2 separate regions of the Mus musculus genome follow, and region 2 is linked to region 1. Evidence: chromatin loops called from intact Hi-C (ENCODE). Cell type or tissue: heart. All regions are shown on one strand. Each heading gives the region's core, and the rest is flanking DNA. Links, peaks and the distances in the headings are about the cores only. Region 1 overlaps Hao1 (hydroxyacid oxidase 1, liver). Region 2 holds the start of Bmp2 (bone morphogenetic protein 2).

Region 1 (9,555 bases), core at 837-8,836:
TGAAGTGGAAAGGGCATAAGAAATAGGGTCGGGGAGATCCCTGTCTTCAAGAATCCAAAACATCTGAGTCATAGCATCTCAAGCTATAATACAGCTGTATACAAGAGAACTCCCTCAAGGACCTCTGCATTCTTCCAGTTTCCGTCTGTGTTCTCACGATCTTCTATGGTGCGTTGTTCTCTTTATTATTAGAATTAATCAGGCTATTGCTTGGTTCGTGCATGTGGGCGTGGTCTGTGAATTTGGCAAGGCTTGTGCATTTAGGTGTGGGGTAATGATTTTCTTTGGCAGGAAAAGGAGGGGGCCCTTGAGAGGATGCTGTGGGTGACTGGGGTATTTGAATTCATTACTTCTTCCTGCCACTGTTGGCTTCTAGAGAAATGTGGACCGAGATAATAGCTCTGTGAAGGATGTAGTTAGCCACAAGTAAGTTTAAGCAAGAATGGAGCAACCTTCATGTTTAGCCGATTACTATCTGAAATGCAGGAAACTATCACAAAATCAAGAATCTATTCATTGATTTATTCCATTATTTCCAGGAAGAATTAGACAATCTATATCTGATCCTTGAAAATATTGCAAAATCTGTTCAAGTTTCCATGGAAGAGTTTTGTCCACCTCCTAATTATCTGGCCCCTAAAGTTTGTATTTCCAGGGACACAGCCTACGTGAAGTTGGGGCCAAGTTCAAAGGACAGAGGTTAGTTTGTGATCTCAGGACAAAGTGTCCCCAACAACCTGGCAAATGAGAATAAATGAGGGTCAATCACATCTACAGGGAAAGGACTGGCCTGTGAAACTAGCATGTTCTCCTGACAGTTATAGATATAATGACAGTTATAGATATGGCCACAGCACCATAGTCTCACATACCCCTCGGTGATTTCCAGAGTTCTTCCAAGAATCTGACTCAAACACCCTTTACATTGTCCTGTCATCACTGTGGGCACAAATAGGCTTGACCTAGACCCACAGCTTCGATTCCATGTTTTCCCATTGTCTGATGGCTGTAGAATGCACTACACATTTTATTATTAATTTTGAGACGCAGTGATGATGCATACAGCATACCAGGTAAAATTCAGAGGCCCTTCACATATTAGTGAAGAGCTGCTAGTCACTGAATGTATGCGAGAGCTCTACATTCTTTAGTGTGGAGTCCTGAAATAAATGCTAAGGAAGTCCACGGGGGTGAAACATGCCACTTGCTCACTTTTTCCCCAGACCCCCAGGTTCCCAAAATCTTCCTCTTGCATATATATATATATATAACTGCTTTCAGAAAAGCACAGTCTATTCATAAGGAAAACCACTTTATTTTTGAGCTAATACTTTTGTCTTACACTTAAAGCAAGGACCTCAAAAATTACCTTTGAAGGCTAAGCTTGAGATATTTCATGTCCATAGAGTAGAGGAGGTAGGGAAACTAACCATCTATGCTCAGTGCTAAAGGCAGTGATTGCCTGTTTTATCCCAAAGGGGGCAGCCATGAACTTGCTTCAGCTGACTGTTCCTGAGAGAGTGAGGGAGTGAGCTGCCAGCTCTTCAAATATCTCAAAAGAAGCCAGCAATCTCATTTTTAAAAAAATGTACAATTTCTTGTTTATATACGTTGGCAAATATATCAAAATTCTTTAAAACGTTATTTGTGGCAACAGTGTGTGGGCCAAAACAAATACAACTGTTACAACCTTCCCGGGCTGTTCAGCAAGGACAACCTATTTATGGACGAATTCACCACCAAGTGGTTTTTGCATCTTAGGGCCGCTGCTCCTTTTCACTTTCTAAGGTTACTGTTTCCCCACTGATAATGTCCACTGCTTAAGAAAGCCTATGGTTTTGCATACCATGTCTCAAGGGGCTTGGGGCTGTTCTGAAGGACCTTAGAAACTTAGTCATCACTGAGCATGCCTGCTGTTGTAAATTTAGTAATTAAAAAGAAAAGTTCTTTAGGGAAAGCTTTCCACTGCTAAACAATACATGACAGAAAACCTGTCCGTGAAAAAACTGCAAAACAAAACCAGCTCAGCATGATGGCTCATGCCTGCAAGCTCAGCCTCAGGAGATGGGGCTGGGGGTTGCAGTGAGTGGGTAGCAGGTAGGGAGGGTTACATAGCAAAACAAAATGACCGCATCACCGTATCACCATAAGACTCAAGAAACAAAACCAGAGAAAGAAACCAATGCAGGTAGCACAATTTGTATGTTATGTTCTCTCAAATGTACATTACCTTATATCTTAGTAATTTATGTATGTGATTTGTATGAATGCAGGGATAGGCATTAAACAGAAAGAATGTGGAGGGTCAGAAGACAACGTTTAGGGACCTTACTGAACCATCGTACAGCCCTCTCACAATGAATTATCCTTTCCATTACATATTTGATGTGGAAAAGCCTAATTTGGTGAGAAAGTGAAGACAAAATGACCTCTGTCTGAGAGGCCCCTTGGTCTTGCAAACTTTATATGTTCCAGTACAGGGGAACACCAGGGCCAGGAAGCAGGAGGGGGTTGGTAGGGGAGCAGGGTGGGAGGAGGGTACAGGGGACTTTCGGGATAGTACTTGAAATGTAAATGAAGAAAATATCTAATAAAAAATTGAAAAAAAAAGAAACCAATGCAGATAGAACACAAGAATCTAGAAAAGCCCCAGAGATGCTAAATGATTTTTACACTTAAAAAAAATTAAAATTTCACCAACTACCAAAGACAGTTTAAAGTATATAGTTGGCCTCAAACATTTTCCTGGGGTTTCATGTTTTTCAAAGCATGCTTTAAGGCAGTGGTTGGAGAGCCAGGACAGGGAGTGAGCACCTGTGTGCACTTGTGTTTCTACTCACACTGCACCCCTGGGATATGAAATAGGAGTGGGAACATATTTATCTTTGAATCTTGGCAAAGACACAGATAAATATTTGGTAAATATTTCAGAAATTGAGAAAATGATACTTCAAAGCCAGTGGAAAGATAGCCAATATTTATTGAACCATTGATGTGTCTCAGAAATTTTAAATTTATCACATCTATTGCTTAACACTATCCTAAAACACAGTCACACGAATCCCTAAGGTCTGATCTTTAACTCTATTAATGTGGAAACCGAGGCTGGGTGACATTAAACGTTTTGTTCAAGGTTGTTATTCCATTAGTCAATGCTGACTGTGATATCCTGGTCAACCACCGGTATTTCTCAATATCTTTAATTGGAGCAGGAGACCCAAGGCAAGGCCTATGTGCCCATCTAGGAACATTAATCCAAACCATAGCAGTTTTACCCTTTTGATTCTGGGAAGAAGAAATAAACCAAAGAAAATGAAAGCCATTAGGAAATACTTGGTAGCCTTGAATCAACATCAACAGAAACTACAGTTTCTAAAACTCTTATGAAGTAGAGGTGTGTGACTGGGAGCACCACAATTTTTTTTTTGAGGCATTATACTGTGACTAAAAGATTTGCTACAGAACATTATTTATCCTTATAATTCCACCTTAACAGCTGGAAATTGTTCTAATATTTAGTGAATAGTAAATGTCCATAAATAAGAGACTTTAGCCCCCCTCCTTTTCTTTTTATTTTTTGTCTTTATTCTTCAAGAAATTACTTCTGTATTTTACTAGCAAACGGTGATCAAGGTTATTTAAATTAGCAAACGGTTTCTGTGTTGCAAGATGGGTAGACCACTCTGATCTCTCTTGTCTCTTTCATTGTCAACCTAGCTGTTGATAGCTGAGCCATCTCTTCAGCCCCAAGTCTGATTTCTCAAATGCTTGTTGCTATGCTACAGGTGTTACCAGGGACACTCTCTCATTGTCTGCATAGTGACCATAATTGAACGAACTTTACCATAGTCCATGGAGTTGCATAAGCCTACTTATTTAGTGACTTTACACATGGGGAATAATAATGAAAAAAAATTTATTTATCTTCATATTTCTAGCTTGTTATGTGGACAAAGACCACATGAGGGAGTACTGGGACCTTATATAGAGAAAGTCACCACTGTCTAATGCGTTCCAGGAACGCTCAGCATATTAGCAAATTCTTATTAAACTGTCAAAAAAAAAACCCACCCCGTTTTTAAAGAAATCCCCTCCGCTGGATGCAATTAGAGGCTACCTCACAGGATTTGATGGGACATAAAAACATTAAATCTGAACACTTTCTTTTTGAGCCTAACACATTCCAAAGTGAAGTTTGGGATTCAGCTGTGATTGGCCACCTATTAAGGTGCAGGTGGAAGGGAGAGACACAAAGAGCTATACACTTCAGAGAACCGAGCTCAGTGGAGGAGCGCCGCGTTCTAGCTGTTGAATTTTCTGGATTTTCCGAGATTAAGTGGTCAGCCTTCACACCGACAGACAGACAGAGCACTCAGCAGGAAAGCACTGTCATTTCCTTTGCTTCCGACTCAAAACGATGCCGTTTTGAAAGTTTTATTGATTTATATATTTATGTGTTATTCTAGGTGACCAGGGAGATGTATACATTTCAACATTCCTACTAGGAAAAGAACCTCATTGTTCTTAGTTTTACAGAACCCAGGCAAAGCAGTCGCTTGCTCAGAAAGACAGTTTTTACAGTTTTTTGTTTTTTTTTTTAACTTTTCTGCATGTTAGGGTATTTGCTGTCCTAGGAATAATGTTTGGATTTTACATCTCTGCCATTGCTCCTCAAAATGGGCCCGCAGGACGGGTTGCCATTATCACGACTGGGAAGAGAATGGGATGTGTGGGCAAGGAATAGTCGGTGGTGGGCAGAAGGGTTTAATCTAGGTATCTCTCTCTCCAAACTCTGCCTGTTGTATTGTCCATTTTAACTAAGGAAAAAAAATAAAAAAAAAACGGAATTAGGGACAAAAGGGAACAGATCACCTCACACTTTCTGCACATTATGTTTTTTTGGTAAAAAAATGAGCATGCCAACAAGTAAGTTAAAAACATAAAAATAACTAGTCCGTGCTTTTAAAATATCCTTGCTTCAAGTAATTTTAGCTCAGTTTTATGGTTTAGATCTGCTTTTCTAGAAATCAAAAGTAATGGTTGGGGCACATTTCATATGTATACACACACACACACACACACACACACACACACACACAGACACACACACAAACACGCACTCAAATGCAAACAGTATATGAAAGACTACTGTACTGTATTGCTTGTAGATGTTCCTGACTTAACAATAGATGGTATCCTGATAAACCAATTTTGAGTTGAAAATATTGTTCAGATAAAATGCATTGAATGCACTGAATTTGCTAAACCCCTCAGCTTAGCAGTTCACACAGGTTGCTTACCCAGTCTTTCTTTTGATGACTGGAACTTATAGCTCACAGCTACTGATCAACATGACAAGCAAGAGAACAGCATTTGGACTACTGCTGGCCTGGGAAAATACTAAAGGTCAAAGTTTGAGGTGTGGGTCCTACTGAATACATGTTATTTTCCTTCTGCCAGGAACTCAAAAACCATAAGCTGACCTGTTGTAAGTTAAGGGGAATCTGTAATTAAACAAACAATTTCATATCTAAAAATTCATAAAACCTAAAATTCTATTTTTTTATCTGAAAGTTAAGTTCAGTATAAAAATCACTTTTCGGGAAATAAAAATTGTTCATCAAAAATGGCTATTAAAAATTAGCTAGCTCTATTATAATTAGAATCATCATCAAGTGGTATGATAGCAAGGATTGGCCACAAAAATGTAAGCAATTGAGTAGTTTTGTGAAGATCATGTGATTGATTTTGTGACTTCTTAGTGGATGTCAGATTGTGACAGTGGGCAATTGATTGTGGTGTGTCCCAACACTGAGGGAGTTAAGCTGTGACAGTTGATTGAAATCACCAGGGAAAGCCTTGGTGATCTTCAAAGTCATTCATCATTTGGAAGTGTCTGACTACAGGATGGTCTCTTTCTCATTATCTACCAGTTATATGGGGACTGGACCACTCAGCACAGGAGAATGACAAAGCAGGTGAGGTGATGTTTTACTGTAATACAGTGTTGTGGTTGTGCCCTAGCGGTGGGCTGGAACAAGGCAGGCAGGTCTAAGGAGTCATTGGGTCTGATGGGTCTTTACAAACACTTCTGTATATTAACCAAAACAAACAAACAAACAAACAAACAAACAAACAAACAAACAAAGTACAGTGGCAGGCTAGTGTGAGCCTGGAGAATGTACTGCTACGATTTGGAGAAAGATTCATGTTAAAGGAATTAATTGTAAGATTAAGCCTGTTTCCCTCACTTTTGTTGAAAGTACTTAAATTGATTAAAGTCCTTAAATGTTAAGGTTTGTTTGACCATTTCTAAATAGTTTGAACGTAATTTGCAGTTCACTTAGTTAATTTCCTCAGAACTCTATTTTTCCAGAGAAGCCTAATAATACTTCGAGACACTCTTGAAACATTGGTCATGCCCTTAGTCCTTGCAAGATGAAAGGCTGACGAATGCAACCGGACATTAAGGTGTATGTTTTTGCAAGTACTTCAGCATGTCAGACCTTGAATTTAGAGTGGCTTGGTACTCTGTCACTGCATATTTTCCCCATTACACAAGGACTTCCTGTGCAGATGACAAAATTCGTTTTCAGCACAGATGTTTTGGTGACTAAGTTTTGTAGGAGCATTTTAATCAAATGCATCTTACAATGTTTTAGACCTTTTGAACAAATTAGAACTTTCTCCTTGCTTCTCTCTCTCTCTCTCTCTCTCTCTCTCTCTCTCTCTCTCTCTCTCTCTCTTTCTCTCTAAAAAAATGTAACTTTGAAAACTCAAGTCTCTTTTCCCATAAAAAAGAGATAATGACCAAACAAAATGTTTGAAATCAGGATACTGATTGGTATTGAATGGTGGCTTCGTGGATCATACTGCTTACCTCATGTGTAGTCCCACACTAGTGTACATGTGCGTTTCAAATTTTCAGTGTTTGGGTCTCAGTCAGAATATGGGAGGGTCTCTCATGAGTTAATGTTTTGAATAATAGTCATAACTTCACTGGTGTAACTGTGGATGGAAACCTTCAGGTCTATCGGTGTTTTTTTTTGTTGTTGTTGTTGTTTTGGTTTTGGTTTTTTTTCATGTCAAGTATAAGCATGATGAGTTTTTGTTTTATTTGATCACCTAATACTCTATTTATAAGACTCTTGGACTTGACATTATATATTTGGAAGCTATTTTATAATTGGTAAATTAGAATTTCCCATCTTTGGGTAATCACTCTTTTTCCCTTTCCATCTTTGGACATTTAAATTTGGATCCAGTCCTTAATGTATCCTTCTAATCTGAAATCTAGGAAGCTGGGGAAATGATGGATAAAACAGGTTATGAAATACATCTAGTGATGGTTAAATGAACTGAGGCTAGTCACCCTAATGCAGTTTAACTCCTCCACGCAAAAACATGTAAGAAGTGAATATGGAAGAAAACGTTTTCAATAAGGGTTGAAATAAAGGAACCTGCCCCAAATCCAGGGGCCCAATGGCACTGCTCAGCCATAAGGCAGACCTCACCAGGCATACTGTTTTGTTGAGCTATTAACTTGTTTCTAGTTATATGAGCCACTGTACATTGGACTTCAGAATTTACATTAGCTCAATTTTTATGCAGACAGTTACAGATGTGACAGAGTAAGAATGTAGATAATACTTCGCTGGGTGGTGGCTTCGTGGATCATACTGCTTACCTCATGTGTAGTCCCACACTAGTGTACATGATTTAACTTTAGTAAGGACACTTTATTTGGGTGGATTTGAGAGCTGAGCACTTGCTATCATTACTCCACAGCCTGGTATGCGGGTTGTTTATTTGCTAGTGGACTGAGTTTCTCATATCCGTTTGATAATGGCCCCTTGTCAGGCATATGATTTGCCCATGTTTTCTTCCAGTCCACTAGTAGTCTCGTTTCTTGTTAACTGTTTTCTTCACTGTGCTGAGACATTGAAGGTCAGTGAAATCCCTTGAAAACTGAGAAATAAGATTAAAATGTGACCCAGTCATCCCACTTTTGAAATATTTAAGGTTATTTAAATTAGCATGCTAAATATATAGTTGCAATCTCATGGTCAGTTCAGCATTATTCCAAATAACCAATATGAAAGCACCTAAGATCCCATTAATGGATGAACAAATAAAGAAAATGTGGTATGGATGCATGCACAATGAAATATTGTAGAATTGTAGAGTAAAGTGCTAGAAACTAGAAGCTGTGGTTGGGGGATGAGGGTGGGGAAAGGAGGATGTCAGTCAGAGTCTAGGATGCTATGATAGAACTGAGAAGCCAGAGTCCAGGCTGAGAATGGGGAAAGGAAGGAGTTAATCAAAGTCTAGGGTAGACTAGAGGAAGAGCCATTGGGAAGCTATGGGGCTGCATGAAACCACTCTGAATACTGATATATTATATATTTCAAATTTTGCTGAAAGAATTGGATTTTAAAACTTATTTTTAGTGCTATGGGTTGAACTCAAAGCCTTATTATACATACTATTCAAGTCTCTACTGAGCTATATACCCAGCCTTGAAGAAGAGATTTTTGATATTCTCATCACAAAATTAGTTGCATATGTCACTAGCATAATTGATTATTTTTTACTATGAGTTCATAAGTCAAAAGATCACATTGTATCATCATTATACACACAATTGTCACTTGTCAATTAAAATTCATAAATATATGCATATGAAAAAGGAAACATTGCTGACTAGGGGCACTTTACCTTAAGATGATGTTAAGAAGTGTCTACGATAAAATATGGAGAATTTGACAGAGCTCTTGGTTTTCCTTTTCCATATTGCTGTAGAAATTACTGCGCCTAACCCATCACAGTCATGTGACCTCAGCATTCAGCCATGCCTCTCAGCGAAGTGAAGGTCAGCAAAGACTCAAGACCAACAAGCACTGTGCACAGTTAGCTCTATAAGCAAGCCTAGCTCAGTCTCCCACCCCATGTAACAATTGGTTGAGTCCTTTTTTAGTCCTCCCTCTAAACATCACCTGTCCTCCAGCACGTGCATCTGTCTCAGCTGACATCACTCTGCCAATCAGTCTGAGTCTGTGGAAGTGACAAGAAGCCACAGCAAGCACAGCACACCACCAGAAGCTTTTTTGGTGTGTTTCTTTTTATGAATTCAGGACAAATGGAGCTCAACTACACAATGTAAGGCAGACCACTACATGCATGAGAAGAATCTCCCATCATGTGTCCTTTCATGTGCTTTGCTTTAGCTAAACATCCTTTCACCTGTGTCTGCTTCAAAAAAATCTTCATTCAGGAGTCTGCCTTAGTCACTCCTGCTAAACATTCCTTCACGTGTTTGCCCCACTAAAACACCATCCAACCAACTTTCCAAAGAACCTGTAAGTTTCCACTTCAAAAAGGTTAGCTGCTCATGGTAGCATGAATCTGAAATCCCAGCACTTAGAAGGTTATGACATAGTGACAAGAGGGTCTCTTGTTCAAGGCCAACTTAAAATACGTAACAAATTCCAGGTCAGACTGCGGTGCACAACAAGACCAAGGAAAGAAAGAGCTTTCCTCTGATATTTTAGGGTT
Region 2 (9,555 bases), core at 838-8,837, 990 kb after region 1:
GGTTGGGCTATCATTTCAGAGCCTAGATTTCTACTTAAAATTTATCCCCTCAGCAAGGCAAAGCAAAACTTTAAAAAGGGAAATTCTCTCCCAGCTCCCCACTGTTCTATAAATTGCAGCTCACTGACAGACAACTCTGAATTCTTCTAGAACTTGAAGGAACTGATGTTCTATGGAGAATACATTAAGTCAAAAGCACATTGAAAGTGGCACACACAGAATTGAGCTAGGTCATGATTTTTTACTAACTGCTTTCAGAACATCGGTGCAAGAGACTTCAATAGGCCTCTACAGCCTTTCTAATCCAGGAAATTTCAGCTGAAATAAACAACATTATTCTATCTTGGGAAATCATATTCATATATTTGTTTAAAAACCCCATTGCCTTGCCTAGGAAGGTAGCAGGCAGTGGGAGAAAAGGCTTTTATCTGAAGGCTTGCGCTGTCTCCACTTGGAGATTTAAGATTTAAGCAAAGAATCGAAGGTCATTGTGGAAACAATATGACGAATTGTGGAATTGATCTCCCACGGGGATTAGATAGGGATTCAGAAATCTTTCAAACTAGGCCCAGATGAACAGTAAATTTGAATGCTTTGAGGCCCTGGATTTGATTTGCTAATACTATCTCCGAACATTCTGCCCTTGGCTCTGCCTAGCTTAAAACTACAGCGTGAACACAAGTCACAGATCTGAGCTTCCAAGCAGATTTAAGGAGCTCCAACTCTCTACCTTCTGTGGAAATCTCGCATGCTGTGCTGACTAGGGGCTAGTCAGTCTCTCACCCTCTTCCCCATCACTCGATTTCCCTCCAGTTCTAGGGGGAGGAGCCTGTCTTTTGGCTACTTGCCAGGAAAGGGTGAGGACTCACCAGCGGGGAATCCCTGGCTGGGGCCACAGAGGGGACCGTACAGAAGCCGAAAGGCCTTCTACTGTGCTAGTGGAGGCCCGGGCTGCCCGCCTAGTCTCCGCCCGCCCGCCGTCCCCGCCCCGCCACCCGCCGCCCGCTCACCTTCGTGATGGAAGCTGCGCACGGTGTTGGCGCGGCTGGCTGCCCTCTCCAGCCGGTGGTCTGGGGCGGGCGCTCCTGGCTGGCCTGAGTGCCTGCGGTACAGATCTAGCATATAGGGGGGCACCACGACGTCCTTGCTGGGGGTGGGTCTCTGCTTCAGGCCAAACATGCTGAGCAGCCTCAACTCAAATTCGCTGAGGACGTCTTCCGAAGGCCGGGACAAGGGTCGGCTGGATGCCGCGGCGAACTTCTTGCGGCCCAGCTCTGGAATGAGGCCGGCCGCGCCGCCCAGGAGGACCTGGGGAAGCAGCAACACTAGAAGACAGCGGGTCCCGGCCACCATGGTCGACCTGCGGACAGGGCCGACGTGAGTCACCCACGTTCCCCGCCCAGTCCTCCGCCCGCCCCCGCGGCCTCGGCTCCCATAGAGCTCGCTGGCCTTCTCCAGGATGCCCTCCTGGCATGTCATATTCGCGGGCTACAGCCTGGATGATCAAGAGGATGGAGGACCCCCAAGTCCCAGCCGGACTTCTTACTTGGGGCTTGGTCTTAACTCCCAATTAAAAAGAGCATTGACCGTCTGTACCCTTTTCTTGTGACACTAGCTGGGAATGCGGGTGTCAGGAAGCTGGGAAGCCATAGGTTGGTCGGACACTGCATCCCTGACAAACTTATACAGTGCAGCGCTCATGTGCATATTAACAGACACAAATGCACAAGTGACTTCCTTAGAGGCGCTGTATACAATTTCCTGGTAGTTGAGCATATCAAACTTGTAGATTCAGTAAGCGCTAAACTCAAGATTACTGCTAATGACGCCACTTGCAAGTTGTGGCCTACGCCCCTAACTATTTAAGGTTGACCCACAGGCAACCCTGTCCCCCTTCCCCAGACTCCTGTGCAGTCAAGAAATCCATGCACCTTCCTGCAATTAACTAAATAGATAGTGTTTATGAATGCACGTGTAAGCTATGACACATTCGCATAGTCAGTAAACACACATGGAGAACCCCAACTTTTAGTATCTTCCTAAATGGGACCTACTTCTTAAGGATAGCCAAGGATCTCTAAGGCTTGGAGTACTTACTGGTCAGCAATGAACTAGTAAAATCTACTGGCCATACTCTTTAAATGGATTTCTGCATTTTTTTTTTTGAAAGCCCAAAACAGCCCTTATAATGTATCGAAAACTTGGGGAGGAGGAACCGGCTGGAGGAAGGTCGCAGGCCAGTGGGCAAGGCAGAGGGATCTGGGGTTTGGAATGCCTAACCCCTCTAGGGATCCGCTGCACGTGCACCGGGTGAGGGTATGTTTACGTCCACTCCACTCCACCAGTCCTCCCAGGCGCCCTGCGCCGTTGGGCGGGAAGCGGTGTCACCCGCCAGCCAACCCCGGGTCCCCGGCCCGTGTCCTCTACCTTTAGGAGACCGCAGTCCGTCTAAGAAGCACTAGGGGGCACGTCCATTGAGAGAGTCTCCACATGGAAAAAGCTCTGTCCGAGGGACCTGGAGCAGCAACTGGGCTTCTGTTGCTTTTCTTCGCCTCCTCCTCCTTCTCCGGGTGTTCTCCCTGTAGGGAACTGTGTCTTGGGGTGGGCCCAGCGGGCTGAGGAAGAGAGGTGATCGGGCTGGAGGCGGCAAGACTGGATCCGCCGGGCGAGGACACCGGCGCGAAGTGGGGAGCCCAAGTCACTCTCCCGGCAAGTTCAAGAAGTCTCCAGCCAAGTGCTGACACACAGCCTCGAGCAGGGGGAGGAGTGCGGGGCCGGGACGGGAAGGGAAGGCTGAGGCAAGGCTGCTGCTGTCGTCGGCCTCAGGGACCAGCGCTGGCGGGGCGCGGGGCTGGCTCCGGGACTCGCCGGGCGAGGGACGGACGTTCTGCGTTAGCTGGGCCGCGACCCATGGCTCGGGGCAGCCATCGTGGGCGATGCCGTGTCCGGGCAAGGGCGCAGCGAAGATCTGGGTGGCGGGCGGGCCGCCACTCTGCATCCCTCAGCCTGACTCTGGCGCACCCCCATCAGCGCTCGCCAGCAGAGCCCGCACGGCTGCGGCGCCCCGGCGTCCTGGGGCTCATTCTCGAGACAGTCCAGCCGCGCGTCTCGGGTTGCCAAACCGGGTGACCTCGCGCTCCGAGCCCTCGGGCCAAGTGTCTTTTGTGGCAGCCTGGGGTCCACTCACTCTTCCGCCCGCTCGCCTTGGGCGCTCACTCCTGGGTCAGAGTGGCCCCGCATTGAGGGTAAGACTGTGCTCCGGACTCCCGGTTCTTAGCGTCGGTCCGCGACTCTAGCTTCTCCCGGACAGCCGAGGCCACAGCGCCAGGCGCGCACAGTCTGGAGTTCCAACCCGTGTCGTGCCAGTCCCTCGAAGCCGCGGGTGACCCTCGCGTCTTTCGCCGGGAGGGCGTCCGGTGCCTGGTGTCGCCTGGGGAGGCTACGTCCGGGGCTGCCAATCCCGGGCGGGCTGTGGGAAGCGCAGCGGCGGCGGGCGCAGTGCGAGCAGGGCTCTGCGCGGCAGGGCGAGGACTCCGGCGGCGACGACGGAGGCGCCGTGGCGCGGCGCTCGCGGCTTTTAAAGGAGACGCCGCCTGCCGGCTCCCTCCCGGCCGTGGCCGAACACCTCCCCCTCGGAGGCGCAGCGCGCCGGGGATCCCCGGGCGGGCGGGAGCGGCGCGCAGGGGTGTGGACGGCGCGCCCTACGGGGCGGCCGCGGTGGAGCGGGGCGGGGCGAGCGCGCGGCCGCTAAGGGGTCGCGTCCCGGATGAGTGTGAAGCCGACCCCCGGGACCTGGATCCGCGCCCACAGCTGCGGGAGACTAGGGCAAATCCAGAGTCCACTGGCCTCTGAGTTCCCTCATTGGGCCAATATTCAACTTGAGTTTGAAGTTTTTAGGTAAGAGCACATTAAAAAGAAGAACAGAACTTACAAGTTATTAGACATTTTGGCAAAAATGTGAGCAAACGCTTCTGTTTTGAATGGTGAGAAGAAAATGTCGAGAAATAGCCGATACACATCTGAGTGCATTATTACATTTTATAAATATTCATACATTTATATTCAAATAAATGAATCTAATAAAAAGATGCATATATTTTATATGTATTTATTTATGTAAATTATAAAAATACGGGTACAGGTTTCTGAACATAGATACACACTTGTAAAGTGGACATCCCTTCTAGTGATGTGTGTGTGTGTGTGTGTGTGTGTGTGTGTGTGTCCATGTGAGGGGACAATGAGAGTTAATAGAAATTCTCTTTATAGAAGCGATCACTTCGATACTTGTGATATTTATCTTCCCTTCCACACCCACCTACTCCAGAGTCAGGTAACAAGACAATTCCGGTTTGAGACCTTTGAATTTTCTGCCTGGTCCTCTCTCTCCACTGGGTCTCCAGCAGTAAGGCTCTGGCTGTGGCCAAGCCAGTTTTCTTCCTCAGCTGGAAATGTCCCCAAAGCTGCTGAGCCAGGATTCTTTTTTGAAATCTTTCCATTTCTCCCTACATTCAGGAGCCTTCATAGTACCACCACTGGCTACCCACAGGACCCCCAAAACTATGGGCTGAGCATTCCTGTAGAAGACCAGAGTGAATAACGTTACGTTGTGAACCAGATCTTTCCAGTTTGCAAAGCAAAGACCGAGAAAGACCAGAAGCAGGGGCTTTAATGATTTTTTTACCCACGTGTGCTAGCTTTTCAGTCGGGGAGCTAAAATAACTCTAGGTTCGTTCACCTAAATCGGATTAGCAACCCACAGAGGGAAATTAGGCCCTGGCTGTTTCTAGAGCTGTAGAGGTCAAATAAGGTATTTTTGAAGGAAGGCTGTCTACAAGGGAAATTAAAGGAGAGGAAGGGATAGATCCAGCAATTTGCGATCAGCTACTGTATTCCTTTTTAAAACGTGTTGCAGAAGTTGTCACTCTGAATCATGAGACACCAAACAAGGCGGCAATAAAACACTCCACTCAGACGTGTAAGTGTGTAAGTCAAAAGGGCTGATCGCCTCTGAAGCCATTTCCTTCCCTATCAAGTTTAATTGAGAAGTTAACCATTGCTTCTGTCATCGCGGAGGCGGAAGGAGCAAAGCAAGAAACTCCGAACCTATATGAGATTTAAATGAGAAAGTTGCCTTTAATGAGGAAGAGAAAGCTGACAGCTGTTGGACCAACCCCAAGAAAAGATGAAAATGAAACCTTTGGTGATGACATCAACAATGCCTTGCAGCTTTGGGCCTCTGGAACACCAGAAGAGAGAGTTTGGCCGTTTAGGATATCCTTAGTAATCAAGTCTCTGAGGTAAAATGGATGCCTCTGGACAGTTACTCCACCTTGGTGGTGCCTGCTGGCTTCTTTTTTGTAGCCCAGAGAGGTGCTGCTAAAAAGCCTTTCCCAGGAACTTTCCTCAAGTTTGGCCCAATTTCTCTGAAGAGCACTCGACTGTTGTTTTTTTAGAGATGGCTGCCCTCTTGTGGTGGAAATGAGTGTAAACGCATGGGACCTAGAAGTGAATCCAGTTTAAATGAATTCTCTGTTCTTTGGAATACAGTGTAGATGGTCATGTTCAGTCCATTTTTCATGCAATTGAAATTGTAGAGAAGAAACAAATACAGAGACTTATTGCTTTTTACACTCTATGCTGGTGGCCTCCTCCCACCCACAACAAATAATGTGTGGTTACTTAATACTTTGAGGGGGTACTATCTGTCTTCTCTGAAAATGTACAGTGCTTGCGGACTTGCTCGATCTTACCATTAACAAAGTTTTTCTCAGTATCTGCCAGTTCAGAAGGCGAGAGTAGCTCTGGAGTAGCTCTGAATTTATCCTATTTAGCGTCTCTGTTAACAAATATGTAAGGGGTTTCCAGTGGCCAGGCAGTCCTGGGGCAAGCTAAGGTGAGAATTACAAGTCTGATCTTTGTAAGAAGGTCCAGACACAATGTATCAGAACACAGTCTACTGGTTAGGACTCTACATAAAGGAGGCTGCTGCTATTCTATTCTAGTCCGTTTTTTGCCAGGTTTTCAGGAGATATCGGAAATCCTCATTTGTGTGTGGACATGACCTGGGATGAAATTAAGTACTTAAAGAGTCATACTTTGGCAACTTTTCCTTGAGCAGTTCAGCCCAGATAATGTTTAATTTTATTGCATCCTGCAGCTATTAGCATTCAGCATTGTTCCTACTAGGTGGACCATTATGCAAATTCACATGAAAATAATGATCCCCATGTATTGTAAAGGTCACAGCAGGCGTGACATGATCCATCTACCTTGTAATTGTCATTCCATTGTAACCTGTGGCAACTCCCCTGAGAAACCTCTTAGCCTGTGCATCATTTGCTGCTGATGCGACACCCAACCCTGGCTCTCCTCACTCCTGATTCTTTCCTAGGGACCAGAAGCTACAGCCGAGAGTAGCATTTGCTCTACCTAGGGCTCACCTAGTCAGTGTTGGATTAGCCACAGTAAGAATGATGGGTGGAGTGATTTGTAGGCCAAACTAGGCCAGGTTGGCCAAGTCACATTGTTTTAGACAGCCATCAAATCTTGTTTAATTACCATATAGCAATATACTTGCATATGTGACCAATGATATTAAAATGTTTTGCTATTGTATTAGGTTGGAAGAGGGAAAGGGGGTAGTTACAATCTCTTAAGATAAAAGAAGTAATGTTTTTTAAAAAGGAGTCAACCTCAGTATTAATGTTTTTACAAGGTAGCTATGGAGTCAGAGTTTTCACCCAAAGCCTCTGTATTGAAAAACCCCTCCCATCTAAGTGTTATAGGTATACTTTTGGAGATGTGACTGGATCATAGGGACCAGTGTATTTATCTATTGACAAATTTCAATTTGGAAAGCTTTATGGGCAGTGACATAAGTGTTAGGGAATGGGGACAGGTTGATGGAAGTAGTCACTGGAGACAGGCTTTCAAAGTTTCTGCCTGTCTCTTCCTGGGGTCCAGCCTGTCACTTCCTGGTTTTTATCCTATTGTCTCTTCCTGGTTTTCATCCTGTTTCCCTGTCCTGGGTTCCTTCCTGTTGCTCTCTTGCTTCCTGACCACCATAAAGCAAGAGGCCTTCTCTCCCATGTGTCTCTCCTCCATGTTCTTCCTCACTGCAGGTCCAAAGAAAATAAATGGAGCCATACACCGTAGACTGAAACTCCTGAAAACATGAGGCAAAAGAAATATTTCTTCTTCTCAAACTGTTTTAGGTATTTGTTTCATTGTTTCAGAACTAAAAGCAAAAGCAAACAACAACAACAATAAAAGCAAACTGACTAATACTACCCAGTCTATAAATCTTTACTGAGGATCTATGAACTTCACAACACTATGTTACTTGGATCCGGTGCATAAAGACACATAAGCTCTGCACATCCTTTATTTAGGAGCCTGTGGAAGAAGTATGATATGTTCAGAGGTAAAGAAATATAAAGCATAAGACATATGACAAGGACACTTCAGGAGAGCAAAGAGTTGCTGAGGGACTAATGGGAAGCAATGTGAAATTAGTAAGCTTATAGCAAGGACAGGGTTGCAGATTGGATGTGAACTCTCCCCTGAGGGCTCCCTATCTGGTGGTGTTATTCCAGGAGGTGGTATTATAAGAACATAAGAGGTAGAGCCTTGATGGAGCAAGTAGGTCACTAGGGCAGTGGGTCTTAAGCTTTTACATCCAGATTCCCAACTGATCTGTGTTCCCTGCTCTGCTGAGATGTGGTCCTACCCATTTTGGTCCTCTACCAGCACAACTTCACTAAGACATACTGCCTTCTAGTGTGAGAGCCTTAAGTTGATTCTTGTCAGGTACTTCATCACAGCCATAAGTACCAGTGACAGCAGTGTTTCAGGGGACTAGTCAGGTGAATACAATGGCTGGGAGCTAGGGAGTGAGGTTCAGCAGGTGACTACATAACACCAGCAGCAAAAAAAATTTTCATCAGAACCATTAATTGTTAAATTTTAGATATAGTTTCCCATGTGTTATTTAATTCAATTTTTTACAAAAAAATTTCTTGGGGGGTTATTAGCTATATTTTATAGATGAGAACGTTGCTTAGAGAGTGAACACTTTCCCCAAGGTCTCACATCTAGCAAGCAGCTAAAATCTGTGTTTTTGTAATCGTGATGTTAATAGTCTCTCAATTCCATACAGTGGTAGCAAGCTGGAGTCAACACATCAGGTGAGTGAGCATGGACCGATGCACAAGACAGTTCCAGTTTGGAAGTGGAGTTGGAATACAAGTCAACCAACATTAGAAAGTATCCCAGTGGGAAACAGCAATGGTTCATACTAGAGGAGAAGTTGAAACAAGTTTAACAATGGAATAGTGTATATAGTTGTGTTCAGTGTGAAGGGAAATGGAAGAGGACAGTAACGTCCCTTGTCTCTGCCGGATCACAGGAGGGGCAATTACAGCTGAGGGACTGTCTGTCCTGGGCAGACGTGGAGTGCTGTAAGCAGAGTAAATAAGTCAATTCATCTCTCCTTTTCTTCTCAGCCTTTGTGACTATCTCCTATTGATATAACTTAACCACAAGGGCAACTATATTAGGCACCTACTGCTGTGTAACGAAAGATTGTAATCTTACTGGCTTAAGGCCCACTTATTATTTCACAGTTTCTGTAGGTCAGGCAGCCAAGCACAGGTTAATTGGTTCTCTCAAGATCTCACAAGGCTGCAATCAGTGTTGCCCAGGGCTGGCTGCAGTGTCATTTGACACCCAAGCTCTTGTTCCAAGTACCTGTGGTTGTTGGCAGGATTCACTTTCTTCCAGTTACAGAACTTATCCTTGATCACTTCTTTCCAAAGAGCCAGCAGAAGACTATCTTTTTTTAAAAGTTAGAATTACCTTTGAAAGTTTCACCTGATGATGTTAGGCCTGTTCAAGATAATCTACATTTTTGATTAACTCATCTTCAATTGACTACATGGGTGGGAGTTTCTTCATTATTGCCACATAATGCCACCCAACAATAAGAATAATACTCTGCCACATTCGCAGATACAGCTTACTCTCACGGGTAGGGGATTATGCAAAGTCTACATACCAAACACTCAGAATCCCGGCTCTAATCTGTAGAGTTAAACGATTCAGGTAAGGAGCAAGATAAAAGCTGTATCTAGAGAAAAAATAAAAAACACAAGACTATCAGACATGATATCTCTGCAAGAGAAGCAACATTAGGACCTATAGCTCTTGGATGATAGTCTGAGGAGTATGAATCAAGAGTAATTATTTGACCAGAGGAGTACCAGAGATAGAGATGCCTATTAGGAACATAAATCTAATGTTTGGTAATAGTCAGGAGAAGTAGAGAAACTATAGGTAAAGGACCAATGAGTATCTTTGGAAATTGTATGCACAGATGTTTTTATGGGTGTGTGCCTGTGTGCACATGCGTGCGCGCGTCCCCTCCCCCCCCCCACCGTGTGTGTGTGTGTGTGTGTGTGTGTGTGTGTGTGTGTGTGTGTGTGTATGTGTGTGTGTTTCGGGGGTGTGTGCCCACATGAAAGCTGTCATGTAGGTTGGCAGGGCAGGATGTGG

The links. Hi-C counts contacts between places; a loop is a spot of excess contacts. Peaks named below come from ENCODE experiments on the same cell type or tissue, not always from the same donor. Only the 100,000 strongest peaks of a DNase experiment are listed, where the experiment ranks them.
Region 2: it touches region 1 in a loop (5-fold over the local background); 5 of 42 quality-filtered maps call a loop at or near these places.

The regions. Positions count from the first base shown.
Region 1 is chr2:134,535,637-134,545,191 of GRCm38, reverse strand. All of the region lies in intron 2 of Hao1 (hydroxyacid oxidase 1, liver), which reads left to right. Among named protein-coding and RNA genes, the nearest start is that of Gm52526, 13 kb to the right of the region's middle. In heart, for the core only: CTCF peaks have their summits at 1,486 and 3,963; no DNase peak of the experiment used is centred there.
Region 2 is chr2:133,546,224-133,555,778 of GRCm38, reverse strand. It overlaps Bmp2 (bone morphogenetic protein 2), which reads right to left and starts at 3,620. Exons shown (of 3, transcript NM_007553.3): 1 at 2,428-3,620; 2 at 1,011-1,360. The coding sequence starts at 1,353. RefSeq lists promoters at 2,655-2,970, 3,460-3,658, 2,655-5,531 and a cis regulatory region at 4,632-4,642. In heart, for the core only: CTCF peaks have their summits at 3,566 and 5,475 (motif pointing left); DNase peaks (open chromatin) are centred at 838, 2,568, 3,528, 5,238 and 3 weaker places; H3K4me3 peaks cover 3,207 bases; H3K27ac peaks cover 2,539 bases; H3K27me3 peaks cover 2,333 bases.